2 separate regions of the Homo sapiens genome follow, and region 1 is linked to region 2. Evidence: chromatin contacts called from ENCODE Hi-C or POLR2A ChIA-PET data. All regions are on one chromosome and are shown on one strand. Each heading gives the region's core, a stretch centred on a gene start or an enhancer-like site at or near the end of the contact. The rest is flanking DNA. Distances are from core to core; before and after follow the strand shown. Region 1 holds the start of ILDR2 (immunoglobulin like domain containing receptor 2). Region 2 overlaps POU2F1 (POU class 2 homeobox 1).

The links. Hi-C counts contacts between places; a loop is a spot of excess contacts on that map. ChIA-PET counts read pairs that join two places held with the same protein, here RNA polymerase II (POLR2A). Pooled maps may share reads with other maps.
Region 1: a loop to region 2 is called in a pooled map, with 2.4 times the contacts of the local background. The contact joins the promoter of ILDR2 here to the enhancer-like site in region 2. A Hi-C loop is called at or near these places in 2 of 37 single-sample maps with no recorded cell type and 3 of 50 pooled maps. POLR2A ChIA-PET finds 5 or more read pairs at or near these places in 1 of 52 experiments (activated T-cell).

The regions. Positions count from the first base shown.
Region 1 is chr1:166,974,290-166,976,989 of GRCh38, reverse strand. ILDR2 (immunoglobulin like domain containing receptor 2) reads left to right here and starts at 1,450. Exons shown (of 10, transcript NM_199351.3): 1 at 1,450-1,767. The coding sequence starts at 1,722. It also overlaps a transcript of MAEL not described here. RefSeq lists silencers at 1,031-1,080, 1,201-1,490, 1,551-1,600.
Region 2 is chr1:167,332,037-167,334,736 of GRCh38, reverse strand. It overlaps POU2F1 (POU class 2 homeobox 1), which reads right to left. Exons shown (of 16, transcript NM_002697.4): 2 at 2,202-2,267. Among named protein-coding and RNA genes, the nearest start is that of POU2F1, 110 kb to the right of the region's middle. Within about 2 kb of position 1,301, at least 2 of the 41 ENCODE cell types and tissues checked have a DNase peak (open chromatin) inside an H3K27ac peak, as active enhancers do.

The DNA.
Region 1 (2,700 bases), core at 201-2,700, 360 kb after region 2:
AGCTCTGAGGGAGAGGTCAGCCTGGCTATGCCAGGGGCCCGGGCCTGCATTCCAGCTGGGATGGTCAGGGAGGTGGCTCTAGACTTTCTGGCTTCTGCAGTTGGAATTTCTCAGAATAAGAAGGGAATTGAGATGTCAGGCAGCCATAAAAGACAGCTGCCCAGGGTCTATTCTTCCCATTTCTCACATGTTCACATACATATTCTCCCTGTCTGTGTACACATTCACTCTTAGGTGTGGAGTCTGTCTGCTCCAGGAACTCCCCTCCAGCCTGGCACCACTCTGTTTTCAGATGCTACTTGAGACCTTTCTGCTATGTCTCTTTCCTCTGCCCAGAATGCCCTCGCCTGCCCCCTTTCCACCAGGGATCCTTGAATGGCTCAAATCTTGTGCTTTCTGCAAATGCCAGCTCAGATGTTACCCCTCCTTTATCGTGGTGCCCCCTCCCCACCCACGACTAACTTAGTCCTTCCTCTATGTTCCCAAGGCACTTTCTCTATGTCTCCATTATTGCACTTGCCCCGTTTTACTAGGAATAAGTATCATGTCTTTAATGGTCTGACCTTCCTCCCTTTCCTCGACCCAAGATGAGGCTCCTAAGGGCAGGAAGTCTATCTCATTCCACTTTGTAACCTTAGTTCTTAGCACCTAGTAGAGGCTTCATAAATATATTTCTTAAGCAAATCATACATTTCTCAGTTCTCTCTCAACACATACATTTTGAGACACAAGACAAATCCGTCTGACAAATAGGAATAATCCATGTGAATGCGTGCTGGAATCTATAAAGTGTTGGATGGATTTAAGCCGTTATAATCATTTATCTCATTCTGGTTTTACATATTTTCTGTTAAAGGGCCGGATGCCCTTATTCTACCTCATATTTTAACAGGAAAAAGTAATGACGCGAGATTCCCGCCTACCTTTTTCAATTCTGCGGAGCCTCTTGCCTGGTTCCTTGCACTGTCAAAAAGGAAACCAGACGGAGGGGCGGGGGTACCGCAGAAGCGAACATTCTAGCCTAGAGGACTTGCTAGTTAAGTCCTGTAAGAAGTTACGCCAAGTCCCCGCCGTCCCCCACCCTCGCCGCTGTCACTCTCTCCCCGTTCAGGTTGGCTGTGGCTGCCCGCAGACACAGGCTCCCCTGCTCGAGTCCCCAGCCAGCGTTCTCGCCCGGGTTCCCGAGCGCGGGCGTCCCTGGGAGAAGCCGCGATGGTCGCTCCCCGCTCGGCGCGGCCCGCGGGGCGGCCTCCCCCGCGCCTCTCGCTGCCTGCCACCCAGAGACCCCCTCTCTCCGCGTGGCCTCAATCACTCCACGCTGACCTTTGGGCCGCCGGGGGCCAGCACGTGACCGAGAAACTTTGGCAGTCGCGGCAGCGGGCGGCGGGGCGGAGGCGCGGGAGGCGGTGCGGCGGCCGAGCTCCCCCGCGCGGCGGGCTCTGCGGCGGGGAGACGCTCGCCCCGTGCCGCGCTGCCTGGGCATGCGGATGCGCCGCCGAGCGCTGCGCGGACCCCGGAAGCCCGCGGCAGCGCGCGCTCAGCCGGCGGCGCGATCCAGCCCCCGGCCCCGCCTGCGCGGCCGGCCCGGCGGGCGCTGCGCCCAGGGACGCCCGGTGCCCGCCGCTCCGCCGCCGCCCGCTGCCGCGGGGTGACAGCGATCCTTCTGTTCCAGCCATTTCCCACTTTCCTCACTCCGTAATTCGGCTGGGAAGTTGGGGAAGATGGATAGGGTCTTGCTGAGGTGGATTTCTCTCTTCTGGCTAACAGGTAAGAGTCCTTTTCAACAGAAACGAATAACTTTGTATATTCCTGTAGTGGTTCTGTTCTCACCGCGCCCCCCGCCCCCCCATTTTCCTCCTTACTGACCATGTTTAAAGCTGCTTAGCGGTCTGGTGGAAAGTGGGGGAGGGGGCAACGTGTGTGTTTGTGTATGTGTTTGTGTGTGTGTGTGTGAGAGAGAGAGAGAGAGAATGATGGGGGCGGCGGGGGAGAAGCCCAATGACAAGTGAGACGCATCTAGATGCAGGTGTTTGACTCATTGGCGCTGAGGTTGTTCTTTCGAATGCATTTCCCCTCCATAAAACGGTTCTCCTTCGGTCTTATCCTGAGTTTGTAATGCTGTGAGTCTTGTGAAAAGCCTGGCTGGAATAAAGGAAGCTCAGAGGGAGCTGATTAATTAAATGAACTGGTTTTCTGGAGGTGGAGGCTAGAGGACTGTCTCCTTAATTTCTTCCCTAGAGAAGGAGGGGGACCCAGGGCATTCTCTCTGTGGCTCTCTGGAGGGTGCAAGGAACTGGAGGTTGGGAAGAAGATGGGGATGGAACCTTCACTGGTTGTGGAGTTTAGAGCCTGGCTCTCTCTTACTTGGTATCATTTGGGGAGTGGTCCCAAATGATAATTAGAAAGCAGAAGAGCCTTTCTAATAGGTGCACTCTCCGCTCCCTAAAAGATAATTTGCAGAGAGATTTAGAGGCATTGGGCTTCTCCCCAGCATCAAAGTCACTGGTCTAGCTGGGTCCTCTGTGCCCTCCCCTCCTTTTTGGTGAACTTTCTCCCCATTCTGCTGGGGTCAGTAGATGCTCTTGTTCTTAACCTATTTCCCCACATGAGGATTCCGATTCCCATAGGGATACAGGGCCTTGGGGTGGCCAGCCCTGAGAGATTCACAAAGCAGCCCTGCTGAAGGGAGTAGGATGGGGG
Region 2 (2,700 bases), core at 52-2,551:
ATAAACTGTAATTTTATATCTAATATATCAAACATGGTAAGTAAATATGCAAGTCTGATAGGAACCAGTCTGCCACACATTCTATATTAAAACGAGGCAAGAAATTCACAAGACGGTTACAACAAGTGCTCCAGTCAGAACTTACCTTATACAGGTCTGGACATACACAATGTGTTGCTTAAATTTTCAGTTTTATTTTATTGCACTTCATGGGGAAACTTACATGTGGGCTGCGAATCCTAAACCTGACTTTATTTCCTGGCTGGTTTTGTGCCTCAATTTCCTATAATTTGAAATAATGGTATCTAACTTGTCAAAATAACTTAACTCGAAATCAGGTAATGCCCACAGAGTTCAAGACCAGCCGGCCAACATGGTGAAACCCTGTCTCTACTAAAAATACAAAAAATTAGCTGGGCATGGTGGCTGGCACCTGCAATCCCAGCTATTCCGGAGGCTGAGGCAGGAGAATCGCTTGAACCCAGGAGGCAGAGGTTGCAGTGAGCCGAGGTCGCACCATTGCACTCCCGCCTGGGAAACAAGAGCAAAATTCCATCTCAAAAAAAAAAAAAAAAAAAAAAAAAAGTGTTGTAGTTGCTCAATAAATGGTAACTGCTGAAACTGCTATTACAGTAGTAGCATTAAAGTAGATACAGGGATTTCCATGTAGTCTGATGTAATGGCTATTTTCAGTGTTTTCCAATCATTTGCTTATCTTCCCTTAGGGAAAAAAAAAGTATGTTTCTTCTTTGAAGCTGTTCTTTAGGCACAGGTGTCCTGCCCACTGCCCCACCCTCTAGTCTCTTAAGGGGATCAGCTGCCCTATTTCTCTCTGCAAACATTTCCCACACCTAAGCTAGGTGGCTGAAGCACCGGCACTGGCATAGGAACCAGTGCTGAACAAGAAAGAAAGATGGAGTCCAAACAGGGGACAGAGAAGTAACAAAAAGGAGACTGGCTGACAATTCAGACAGAATACAATGCTGCCCTTTCCCTTCTTAAGAGATACTACAGAAGTCTACTTGGCTAGCCTCAGTAAGAGTACTATGAAGTGTGTTAAATACAACAGGGGTGAACATGGAAGCCCCACAGCTCAGTTTCACATAAAGAGGTATGTACAGTTTAGAGATTAACATAAGCATCTCCAGGTATAGGAGAGTTTACAGCAAAAGACATACAGGCAGGAAAACTGCTACATTAGTCCAACTCAGCCATTTACCACAAATTAAGAGTGCCTCTCACTCTTACCATTGCCCATGGTTAAGCATTTTTAAAATGATAAGTCAAAAGGGATCCCTCTCTGCAAGCGAAAAACCTAGTTTTTAGAAGCAAGTACTTTCTGTTCATCCTTGCCCATAACTGTCTTCTTATTTGGTTTCATATTTTGATTTATACCTTTACCAGAAACCAGGGAAGTCCCTGTATCCTCTCTGGCAGATGATAAAGATACATAGTCTTACATCCTCTAAGCAATATACTGACTCAAGAGTATGAGCCGTGGAGACAAACCATCCTTTACAGATTTACCTTTCTCTCATGGGGCCTCAGTATTCTCATTTATATGATAATTTTCTCTTGATAAAAGGTTTAATGAAGTATAATTTTTTTAAATTACCAAATAAAAGAATGTATTAGAAATGGGTATGTGTCTATAACTACTTACTATCATAACTTTTAATATAATTTATAGCAAAGGTAGGGCAGATAAAATTTACTATTTTGATTAACATCTGTAAGAAAAAACATTTTACTGAATAGTTACTGTGTAGCTGGCATTTTGCTTAACATGCCACATATATCATCTCCTTTAATACTCACAATAACCTGAAATATATTATCCTCATTTTGTAATTGAATAAATTAAGTCTCAAAAAGATTGGGGAAATTGCCTAAAGTCACAAGCTAGTAAGTGGTAAACCCATATTTCATATCCAAAACTATCTGACCCAAAGGACAGTTTTCCTAACTTCTGCATAGTTTGTCTGATAGACAGAAGCAAAACAACGAAGCTGCCTGCAGAAGAAAGTTAAGTAATCTTAAACAAACATAATCCCTCCCAGTTCCTAAAGGACTGAATCATATTTGACAACTCAATACTCAAATTGGTCTGTATTTGCCAAATACAAGTCCTAGTTACATGGAAACTTTCTTCTTTGTGCTCTACTAGAGTTAATTAAAAAGCTAGATCAGAAAACTCTTACCTGTGTTGCCATCTCCACTCTCCATAGATGGTTTACTGGTTTCTGACGGATTGTTCATTCTTGAGTCTGCAATAAATCAGAGGAGAATAAGGTTTTTAAAAAACTGGGGATGGAGATGGGATTGAGGAGGCAAAACTGTGGCAGAGAAAAGGGTTAACTAATGTTATAGTCATATAGTTTAAGAAGACCCAGTGTATACATGTCTGGCTAAAATACTAGAAATTATAATAAAAGGTTATCTGGAAGAAATTCAAAATTCCCCAGACCCTGAAGGGATTCACAAATAAACTGTCTTTTTAAATAATTTTAAGATTCTTTAAAGAAAGACAGCAGAACTGTAACCTGAAGAAAATTAGAAAGCCTGATATGTAAAAGGAATAAATGCTTTTAACATGAAGTAAAACTGGAAAGGGGGGAAGCACCTCACATAATAAAATGTTATTCCCAAATAAAGTATCTTTTTCTATATGCAATGATATTCATTCATTATAACCAAAAC